Regions from separate parts of the Homo sapiens genome. Here region 2 is linked to region 1. Evidence: chromatin contacts called from ENCODE Hi-C or POLR2A ChIA-PET data. All regions are on one chromosome and are shown on one strand. The core of a region is the stretch at or near the end of the contact, and the rest is flanking DNA. Distances in the headings are between cores, read along the strand shown. Region 1 has its middle 65 kb from the start of NAV2-AS5. Region 2 has its middle 130 kb from the start of E2F8.

What was found. A loop is a pair of places that touch in the nucleus more often than their neighbours do. ChIA-PET counts read pairs that join two places held with the same protein, here RNA polymerase II (POLR2A). Pooled maps may share reads with other maps.
Region 2: a map of endothelial cell of umbilical vein shows a loop between it and region 1 (4-fold over the local background). The contact joins two enhancer-like sites. A Hi-C loop is called at or near these places in 8 of 168 maps with a recorded cell type or tissue (Calu3, MCF 10A, PC-3 and 5 more), 1 of 37 single-sample maps with no recorded cell type and 7 of 50 pooled maps. POLR2A ChIA-PET finds 5 or more read pairs at or near these places in 4 of 52 experiments (Caco-2, MCF 10A, Panc1 and 1 more).

What each region holds. Positions count from the first base shown.
Region 1 is chr11:19,439,999-19,444,843 of GRCh38, forward strand. It overlaps a transcript of NAV2 not described here. Among named protein-coding and RNA genes, the nearest start is that of NAV2-AS5, 65 kb to the right of the region's middle. RefSeq lists enhancers at 1,893-3,092, 2,504-2,593. Within about 2 kb of position 2,358, at least 8 of the 41 ENCODE cell types and tissues checked have a DNase peak (open chromatin) inside an H3K27ac peak, as active enhancers do; they include PC-9 and endothelial cell of umbilical vein, where a contact is called at or near this core.
Region 2 is chr11:19,363,785-19,369,014 of GRCh38, forward strand. It overlaps a transcript of NAV2 not described here. Among named protein-coding and RNA genes, the nearest start is that of E2F8, 130 kb to the left of the region's middle. Within about 2 kb of position 2,092, at least 2 of the 41 ENCODE cell types and tissues checked have a DNase peak (open chromatin) inside an H3K27ac peak, as active enhancers do; they include PC-9 and endothelial cell of umbilical vein, where a contact is called at or near this core.

The sequences.
Region 1 (4,845 bases), core at 1,108-3,607:
CTTCAGCAAAACGCCCATGTATTTGAAGTTATATAATTAAAAGCTAGATAATAGAAGCATTCTTTCTTTATGTTCAATTGCCACTCAAATGTTTAGTCGATCACACACGTAAAAAATAATCTTTCAGGGCCTACTATGTGTCAGGCAAATGGCTGGTATACCAGATGGACGTGGTTGCTGTCTGCATGAAGCTACTGTCTAGTGGGGAGGACAGACAATTAGCAGGGGAGATAGTGGGTGCTATGGGAAGCCATGGCAAGAATCCCAACTCAGTCTTAAGTTGTCAGTCTTGGGTCTAGTGAGGGTGGTGGTGGTGGTGATGGTCAGGACAGGGAAGGCATCCTGAAGGAAGTGATGGTTAAACCAAGTGCTTCAGGATGAGTTGGAGTTAGGCAAAGGGAAAGGTTGTAACCTGTACAAGGGTGTAACTAGTATTGTCCAAGCTGCTGGGGTCGGTATGGTTGGAATAGAGGGTGGGTCTGGGAAGTTGAGAACGGGGTAAGGAGAGGGGCTAGGTTATGCTCCTGGCTGATTGTCTCATGGGAGTCTTATATAACTCTAGTCATTCATTCTTGCATTGAACATTTATTTGGTACTGAGGATGCTGAAAGTACTGACTGTGTTAGGTTAAGTGCAGTCAAGTATGGTAAGGGGGTGAGAGATGGGCACAGAATACCAAGCCATGGCTGTCTTGTTAACTGTTGAACCTGACTGCCCAGTCTACACACCTCCTGGCATCGACTAGGCATTCAGTGAACTCTAGGTGATTGACTAACTCAATGAATGAATGGAGGCTTGGTTTAACCTTCACCCTCCCTCAACAACTATTCCCATTATTTTCTTTGTGCAGGATAAACATCTTGAAACACCTCTGCCCCATCGCTAAGTAGGCCAATCTTCCACAGCGTCTAGAAACCAGTACAGAAAAAATGCAGTTTGACCTTGCTGTCATTGTTTGCAGTGTAATGAGGAAAACAGGCATTAAATAACTAACCATACAAATAATTGTGTAATTAAAACTGTGGCACATGATACAAAGAAGATGTACAGGATGATGGAAGGGCACATAAAGGAGAAAGCCCAGGAAGCCTTTATTGAGATATTGATGTTTAACTAGGTTTAGAAGGGGCAAAAGGAGGTGGGAAGAATGTCTCATGCCGGGGGAGGAATACGATGCAAAGGCCTTGGCAGGACAAAAGGCCAGTGTGGCTGGACCCTGGGGATCATCTAGGAGAATGGCTGGAGATGGATGGGTCTAGAGCCTGGAGGAGATTCCCCTACAAGGTCTCTCAGCCATGTTGGAGATTTTGGTTTTTGACTTAAGAGTCCTAGTGAGATATTGAAATGTTTTAAACATGAGAGATATGTGATCAAATCACATTGGCTGCTGTGAGGAGAACAGATCGGAGAGGTACAAGAAAGGACACTGGGACACACACACACACACACGCACACACACACACACACACACACACCCTTCAACAGGCTGACAATGCCCTGTGTACAGATAGCAGTAAGAGCATGAAACTGAGATCTGATTCAGAGAAGACTGAAGTCATTGCACGTCATTTCTTCCTAATCTTTTAGAAACAACCCACTCCTTCATTCTGTCTTATGGTGGGCACTTGTAAGTGGGCTGCTACTTCTTATTTATTTTTTAACCAATTTTGTGAAACAACAGATGTGGTGCTTCTCTTGTGGTTGTTATTCTCAAAGAGAGGATGTTGGTTGCAGCAGACAATTTATCGGAGCCCATTTTCTCCCTTGGCTTCAGCAGGGAGCCAGGGGCTGGGGGTGCTAAGTTGGGCAGGAGTGGAATCCACCCTTCTGTCAGCCGCTGGCTTGAAAGCAAGCATTAGCACGTATTCAATTTGGTCTGGGAGCTCTCCTCTGGACACCGAACCTGGTCCTTATCTATTTTTCCCATTAATAATGAGCTGTTAAATCACATTGCTCATGCCATTTGCAAGATAGCAACGTGTGGTTTAATTGTGCCTGCTCTGTTCCCCCATCATCTCAATCCTCCTCCTAATGGCTTGGCAGGCGGGGCAGGGCTGCTTGGGAACCACTGGCTCAGGCCTGCCATTTCCTGGTCTAGCAATCTCCAGTTTTAGAAACAGGGACTGCTGTGGCGGAAGTGGAGTGGAGCTCCGAATGTGAGGGCCCTGGGGAGGGGAGACTGTGTGCACTCACACCTGCACTCTCCCTCCTCCCCATCATCCCAGAGGCCCTCTCAGAAATCCTAATGGTTGAGGAAAGGGGGCTGGCCTGGCAAGAGGCTGGGCCTCCATTCCTATTTCCCCTGCTCATTGCCTGAGGCTTTCAAACAGTTCCCGCTCCTATCTGGTTTTTGCTGGCGGCACAGGCAAGTTGCTGAGTTCTTGTGATAAGGCTGGCTGATACATAAGGATAATTACGTCTGTGGGTTTGGAATCACTCAAAACCAAAGGTGAAATGACTCAACACAGAGGAGGGCTTTCCCCAGAGAGGTGACTCATGCGCTGGTGGTGGATATGGCTAGAAAGGAGGTGCATTTCTCAAATGTGAGAAGTTGACCTTTCTCTGCTGTTGCTGGGAGAGCCCAGGTGTGGGAGAGCTGGCCAGGATCAGAGGGCAGGGCTCAGGTGGCCTGCAGAAGCCTGCAGTGATGTTGGGAGATGGTGGCATCATAGCAAGGGCCCAGGGCTCTGGTTCCACCCTGCCACCAACTGGCTGTGTAAACTTAAACAAGTCCCCCTGTGGCTGCCTTGGCCCTAGAGTCCCAACCTTTACAGCAAGTGTGACAATAGGCTATATAAAAAGTATCATTCTCTCTCTTCCAGTAGCTTCAAGAATGTGCTTGTTTCCCTTGACTAAAGCAGCTTAGAAGTGGATTGTCCTGTGTTTTTGGTGTTTTAATTTCAGCTGCCCCTTCCACCATCGGGAGAAATGTGGTCCCTTTTAGGATAAGATCTGAGATGCAGTCCCGCCCAAAGAGGTCCCCCTACCTACCCATCAAGGTGTCTGAAACACCCACATTTAGATCTAACTGGAGAGGGAGGCCAGGTAACGTAGTAAAAAGAGCTTGAGCTTTGGGAATGAGACATGAATCTTGGGCATCATATTCCTCATACCACTTCCTTCTTCCTGAAGTCACAGTTACCTTGTCCTGCTGCCACCTATGGCAGCATCCTTGCTAGAATCTCTGAGCTGAAGCCCTGGGACAGCATGGCCTTCATGCCCTCTATGCCAGGCCTTATCCTTGCTGAGTTGCTCCTCCACTGCGACACTTGGATGAAATGCTACACTGCAGGATATGGTTTCTGACCTTCTCAGTGGCCACCAATGGTCTGCAATGACGGAGAAGTATACAGTCAGCTCTCCATGGAGTTGGACCAATGAGAAGGAAGAAACTTGAAAGAGATGGGCAGTGCATCCCCACTCTCTCTCCCTGCCATGGACCACTCTGAGATACAGTTTGTCCTTGCAAATCTTTTGCAGAAAGTCCCACATGCTGAGCAAGGACACCTGTCAGGTGACCTGCTGCATCTGCCAGCAGCTTGTGGTAAAGCAGTGGCCAGCACACTAAGGCATCTCTTTGCATCCTTTTGCTCCTTTCTTCACATGGGTTTTCTTCTCTCCTCTTTCTCACTGTCCTGGGCTTGCACTTCCCAAAGAGTGTTTACACTGCTCAAGCTCTGCTTTCTACAAGACCCAGACTAAGACATCTGGCTTGGAATTTGGATCTGCCCCTTGATAGGTGTGTGAGATTGAGCAAATTCTTCACATCTTCTAAAATGTCAGTTTTCTTCTCTGTAAAATAGGCATAATAACATCTATGTTTTAGAGTTCAGAAAAGTAGATATAATTGTATCAAGTACTTAGCACAGAGCCTAGTATAGATGCGTAGTGAGTGTTCAATAAGGGACAACTCCTCTTATTATTATTATTATCGTTATTATTATTTTTTTGAGACGGAGTCTTGTTCTGTTGCCAAGCTGGAGTGGAGTGCAGTGGCGCAATCTCGGCTCACTGCAACCTCTGCTTCCCAGGTTCAAGTGATTCTCCTGCCTCAGCCTTCTGAGTAGCTGGGACTATAGGCACCAGCCACCATGACACCACGACTGGCTAATTTTTGTATTTTTAGTAGAGACGAGGTTTCACCATCTTGGGCAGGATGGTCTCCATCTCTTGACCTTGTGATCCGCCTGCCTGGGCTTCCCAAAGTGCTGGGATTACAGGCATGAGCCACTGTGCCTGGCCCTTATTATTATCTTTATGGTTGCTGCTATTGTTGTTTGTGGTAGAAATGGCTAGCTGTCTCCAAAGATTTGGGCTCCCCCTCCACAGTGAAGAGTTATTGCTCAGAAGCCCTGCCCAGCCAGGAACTCCATTCCTCAACCTTTCTTGCATCTAGGGAAAGTCATGTGGCTAAGTTCTGGCAAATACAGCGTGGATAGAAGTGATGTAATGCCTCTTCCAGATGGGCTCATAAAATGTTCTTGCTGTGGTTTAACCATGTGCTGAAGATGGTGCAGCAACCATCAGCCTGGATCCCTGAATGGCTGTAGAACCGGCCCCCCACTGCCCACCTGCTCCTCCCCTCACTCTATCATTGAACTCTGTATGAACAAGGAATGAGTTCCCTTTGTGTTGAACCACCAAGAGTTTGGATCTTACCTGTTAAAGCAGCTAATACTACCTTAATAATTACATTGTTATTGCTGTTGTTCCTTTATTATTATTATTACTAATTATTATATTATTACTAATTATTATAAAATATAGAATAAGATCTCCCCTGAGAGGTCGTTTTCAGGCTTTTCTAGTGGTTAACTGTGTAGACTCTGGAGTTAGAATGCCTAG
Region 2 (5,230 bases), core at 842-3,341, 76 kb before region 1:
GATGATTTGCTAGAATAGCTCACAGAACTCAAGAAAACAGTTTGCTTATTACCGGTTTATACAGGAAATAACTTGGAAAATGGCAAATGGAAGAGATGCACAAGGCAAGGTGTGTGGGAAGGGGCATTGAGCTTCCAGGCCTCTCTAGGGCCTCCACCCGCCCAGCACTTCCCTGTGTTCTTCAACCTGGAAGCTCTCTGAATCTCATGGTTTATGGATTTTTATGGAAGTTTCACAACACAGGCATGATTAACTCAATCTCCAGCCCCTCTCCCCTCCCCAGAGGGTGGGGCTGAAAGTTCCAACCCTAATCACATAGTTGGATCCTCTGGCAGCCAGCCCCCATCCTGAACCTTTCCAGAAGTCCACCAAAGAGTCACCTCCTTAACATAAACGGAGGTATGCTTGAAAAATGCTTGTTATGAATAACAAAAGGTGCTCCTTTCACTCCTATCACTCAGGAAATTCCAAGGGTTTCAGAAGCTGTGTGCCAGGAATCAGTGATGAGAACTACATATATATTTCTTATTATATCACAGTATCACAGAAGCCGTAGCTGGTTCTCTTATCTGCTCTGCCATTGCTACCACCCCAGGAAAGGAAGCTCTCCTTCCTGACAGAGGGATGCTTACTTATTTATTTCCCAAACATGTGGCCAGACTTTCTCTTGAACCAACTGATCCTTGCTTGGTGTTCTGAAAGCAGCCAGTGTCACCCCCTCTGTCTCTGTCTTCCAATTTTGATCCTAGTCATATGTGAATGGGTCTTTAGCTCCTGCTAGCCTGTTCTGGCATATTTGTGTCCCCTGAAATGTCTACCCAGAGCCCCTGCAGTGTCTGCTTAGAGCCCCTGAACACAGTGGGTCATCACTATTGGAGCACAGGACTGCAAGAGGGATACAGTGACCTGGAGCAGACAGATGCCACGGTAGCAGTACAACAGCCACATTCACACATGAACATCCAGTTCTCCAAATCTAAGGAGTTAAGGGTCTGTTTTCCACTGTATAAAATAGGGATTTGCTTTACAGAAGATGTCATCATGGAATTCTTTTAGTTAGAGAACTTTACAAAAAACTGTCAACTCTTGTTATTTTTCACAGATTTGTTTACTATGCAAAGCTAGGTTTACCCATACAACAATATTTCGGTTTTCGTTCGTTCACCTTCTGTAGGAAGATCTCTGGGAAAAATTTTATTAATCTGAGCTTTCTTTTGAGGGAAAGAAATTCACCTCCTTTTGGAAAGAATGAGCGACAAATGATCCCATCTGAGGTTCTTTTCCAGATATGCTTAGAGCCCAAGTTTCACAGATATGGATGATAGAGTTCAGAGAAGACAATAGCTTATGTTTGGGCAAATCTCAGTAAGACTGGCTTTCCTAGTGGAAACAGAAATGAAATCTGTCTACCTTCACCTCATTCTTTCCAGTTTTCTCCAACCATCTACCCCTAGTCACTATTCAAGATTCATCTCACATTTCTATCCATTTGAAACCTTCTCTATCACTTTCCTCTTATTCTTTCTTCTCTCACTCCTTTCAGCTCTCTCCCTGTTTTCCTACCCGATACATCATTTCACTGAATCACCTGTGGCTTAACAGCATGCACTGTGGTCAAAATGATGAAAGTCCTGGTTCAGTGACCTTCAGAAAGTCACTTCACCTCGGTGTTCCTCAGCTTCCTTCTTTGTTAAATGGGGAAATCAACAGCTGTTATAACCTGGGCTTGGTATGAGGATCAAATGAGAAAATACAAGCACTTAGCAAGTATCTACTAGACAGGAAATATTCAGTAAGTGCTGACCAGAAGCAGTAATAGTGGTAATTACAATAATTTTGTTCCCAATTAGACTCTAAGATGCTAGAGGGTGGAGATTGAGTCTCAGATTTGTTTTCTACCCTTCAGAGTCATAGCATAAATACTCAGTGTATTTAAAGAGGCTTTATATTTTATGTTTTCCCTTCTGTCTGCTTTATTAGAATTGGGTTTAAATACACTTAGTGTTTTGCTGATACTTAGACCCATTTTATAGAGTGCATGAGTCAGTGATTAAATAGTTTGTTCATAAGTGTTTATCTTCTTAGAACAATAAGCATCTGGACAAAGCCTTGTGCTTTGAAAACTCCTGGTCTTTGTCAACTCGCTGAATGAGTGAAAGCCCAAAGGGAGAGCCACCTTTGCCCTTTTAGTAAGAAGTGAAAGTAGGCCTGATTATTGAAGGAGCCAGAGAGGAAGGATTAGAAACAGCTCTGAGAATGGGGAATTCTTGTGGGAGATGTCAGTAACCCAAATTATCTCTCATTTCAGCAGCCACTAAAAAGAGCCCCACCTGGCCCCTTCCCCTGGAGGGGTGACCTCTCCCCTGAGCCAGCATGATGGGCCCAGCTGGGGTGAGGAGTGAGCAGTCATTAGGGGTCAGGTTACCAGTAAGCATGATGTCAGGGTGGCTCCTGGCTCCTAAGAGCCCCATGCTAGCCAGAGAGAAGAGGCAGTAGCTGCACCCAAAGACTGTGCCCCTCTGTGGAGCCCTGCTAGGCCTGGAGCTCTGGATGGATGGCAGGAGGGTGTGGATGGCTTCTTCTCACCTGTAGGAGAGCCAGGGCTGCTCTTCCTGCTTCCTGCTTGCTTCTTCTAGCTGGGTTGTCTTTCTGTAGCTTTCCTTGGGATGCTAGTTTGCAGATGAAGGGTACCAGGAGCCCCTGGGTGAGGAAGCATGTGGCTGGATGAGTTGAAGAAAGGCTTCAGATCCCTAGGATGGATCTGCCAGAGCTGTCAGTGGTGGATCAGAGGCAGAGAGTGATTCTGGGAAGAGCTGGGTCTGGAATTAAACAGACCCCAGATAAAATCCTGGATCCAACTCTTACAGTGGAACCATATGCAAATCACCTCTCCGTGAGCCTCAGTTCCCTCATCTGTAAAATGAGGAGAATAGCACTTTTCAGGGAATTTTTTTTCTGTTTAGGAGAGAGCACCAAGGCTGTCTGAGAGACCCTGAGAAAACACTGAGAATGTGCATAGTGAGATCTGGACACATGGCAGCCACTTGCTGTCCCTTCCCCGTCCTCCCACTCTCAAGTATTAAATAGGTAACTAGCTAGAGTATACTAGCTGCAGTTTAGGAGATGCTATGATATTCTAATGATGTGTCAGCTCTTCATTTTTTGTTTAGTGACTGTTGAGAGCAGTTTTTCTTAAGTCTGATGAATTCTCTTTGGTATTTGGGTCATTAATCCAGAGTCATCATTATGCAGACAAGTACACTGAGGCCCAGAATTGTCATGACAAGGGTGGGAGAACCAGCACCAGGCTCTCAATCTGGGTCATGTGGCACCATTTGTAATGTCCTGGCCTCTCAATGTTCTCACAGCCTCTGAGCATTTGATTCACGGTTCCCTCTGCCAAGAACAACCGTCACAGTGATTGTGCTGACCTATTTGTCCACCTTTAAGATTCAGATTGGAGTTGCCTCTTCTGAGAAACCTTCTCTGCCTCCCACTTACCCACTGGGTTGGGAGCCTTTCCTCTGACTTCCAAGGCCCCTTGAGCTGACTTCTACAGTGGCACTTCTCACATTGTTTTGAGGAAAGCTGTTTCCCTGTCTGTTTCCCCTACTTGAAAATGAGCTTTTCAAGAATTCAAGCCAAGTCTTACTCATCTTCATATTTCTGGTTTTATGTCTGGGACATTGTAGGTACTCCAAGAACTATTCATCCAAACAATGAATAAGTGAATAAGCAAATACCAAGAGTATAAAGTGCTCATGGTGGTGGGGTTTTCAAGAGAGCTCCCACTGGCTCTCTAGATCCTCCCACCCATCTGCTCTTGGAGTCATCTCTGCCTCTCACTGGGATGGTCTCCTTGCCAGTGGCCCAGAGTGCAGCTATTCCTTGCTTGAGTTGTATGTCCATCCTTGTGGGCCCTAAGGACTAGAATGCCTCCTAAGTCAGGTCCAGAGAAGCCCAATATTTAGGGTTTGTATTTAAGACAGCTCTTGCAGCTTTCTTATGGCTCTATCCTTGGCTGACATCCTCACAAGGACTGAGTTCCCAGAAGATGCATTAATGGAGACATCATTATATTATACCCCAGAGCTGGAATAAATAACTCTTATGTGCATTCATTCATTCACTCACACATTCATTCAATGCATTCCTCCTTCCATTAGGACACATAATCACAAACTGACTGTCTACAACTTTATCACTCACATGGCTCCCGTGTCATTCAGAATAGGCAATTAGATTTTCCCAAAGGCCAGATTTGGGGATCAGAAGGGCAGGCTGATGGAGCATCAACAAGTACTCTGATGTTAGCTTTAAAATATGCAGTAGAATCCTGAAATAATCTGAAATAATTTGAAATAATATGTCTCTCCCACTCTTTCTGCTTCATATTCATGCACCCTCAATGTCCAGTAGCAGGTTCAGAGCCACAACTGCTATTTTTTCCTCTCCCGAGGCAAGGAACAGCCAGCCAGCCAGACCAAGAGGTCCTACAGGATTTGAAGTCCTTAGAATAGTGGCTACATTAAGTTTGCTTTTGGGTAGAAACAAACAAGCAAGTTTCCTGCTGGCCTCCCTGTTCATCTCTAGGTGAAGTGAGGAAAACTGATGGAATGTTAAAGGGGCCAAGCTTCTTCCCATCTACTGCAGCAGGACTGTATAAGAAGAAACTGGACCTGAGGTGTGTGTGGCCTTGGAAGAGCCATTTCACTACTGTGAGCCTCAGTTTTCTCATCTGTATGATGAGGCTAGTAATCCCAGCCCTTTATCCCTTATAATGTTGTTATGAGGATTAGATGAGGTCATATTTGTGAAAATAAAAAGAACACTAACAGCTAATGTTCACTGGGTACTTATTATATATCAGGAACTGTTACGGTTTATATTTTATAACTAAAGGACCTGAAGCTAAGGGAAGTTAAAAGTCAAAGTCACACAGCAAATAAGTGATAGAGCATGTATTTGTTGTCTGACTTCAAAGCCTAAGTAAGCTTTTAATCATATTTTTCAGATAAATTTTTCAGATTTTAGCTGTGCAACTTTGGACAAGCTACCTCTTTCTCAGGTCTTCAGTGGTGCCATCTGAAAAGGAGACATGGCTCAGATTAACGTTCAAGTCCATTTAGCTCCAAATTCCTGGTTATATTTTAACAAAGTATACAGACACACACCATAACTCTTTCTTTCTCCAAGTTTGGTCTTCTTTGAGCATGGAATGACTTGACTA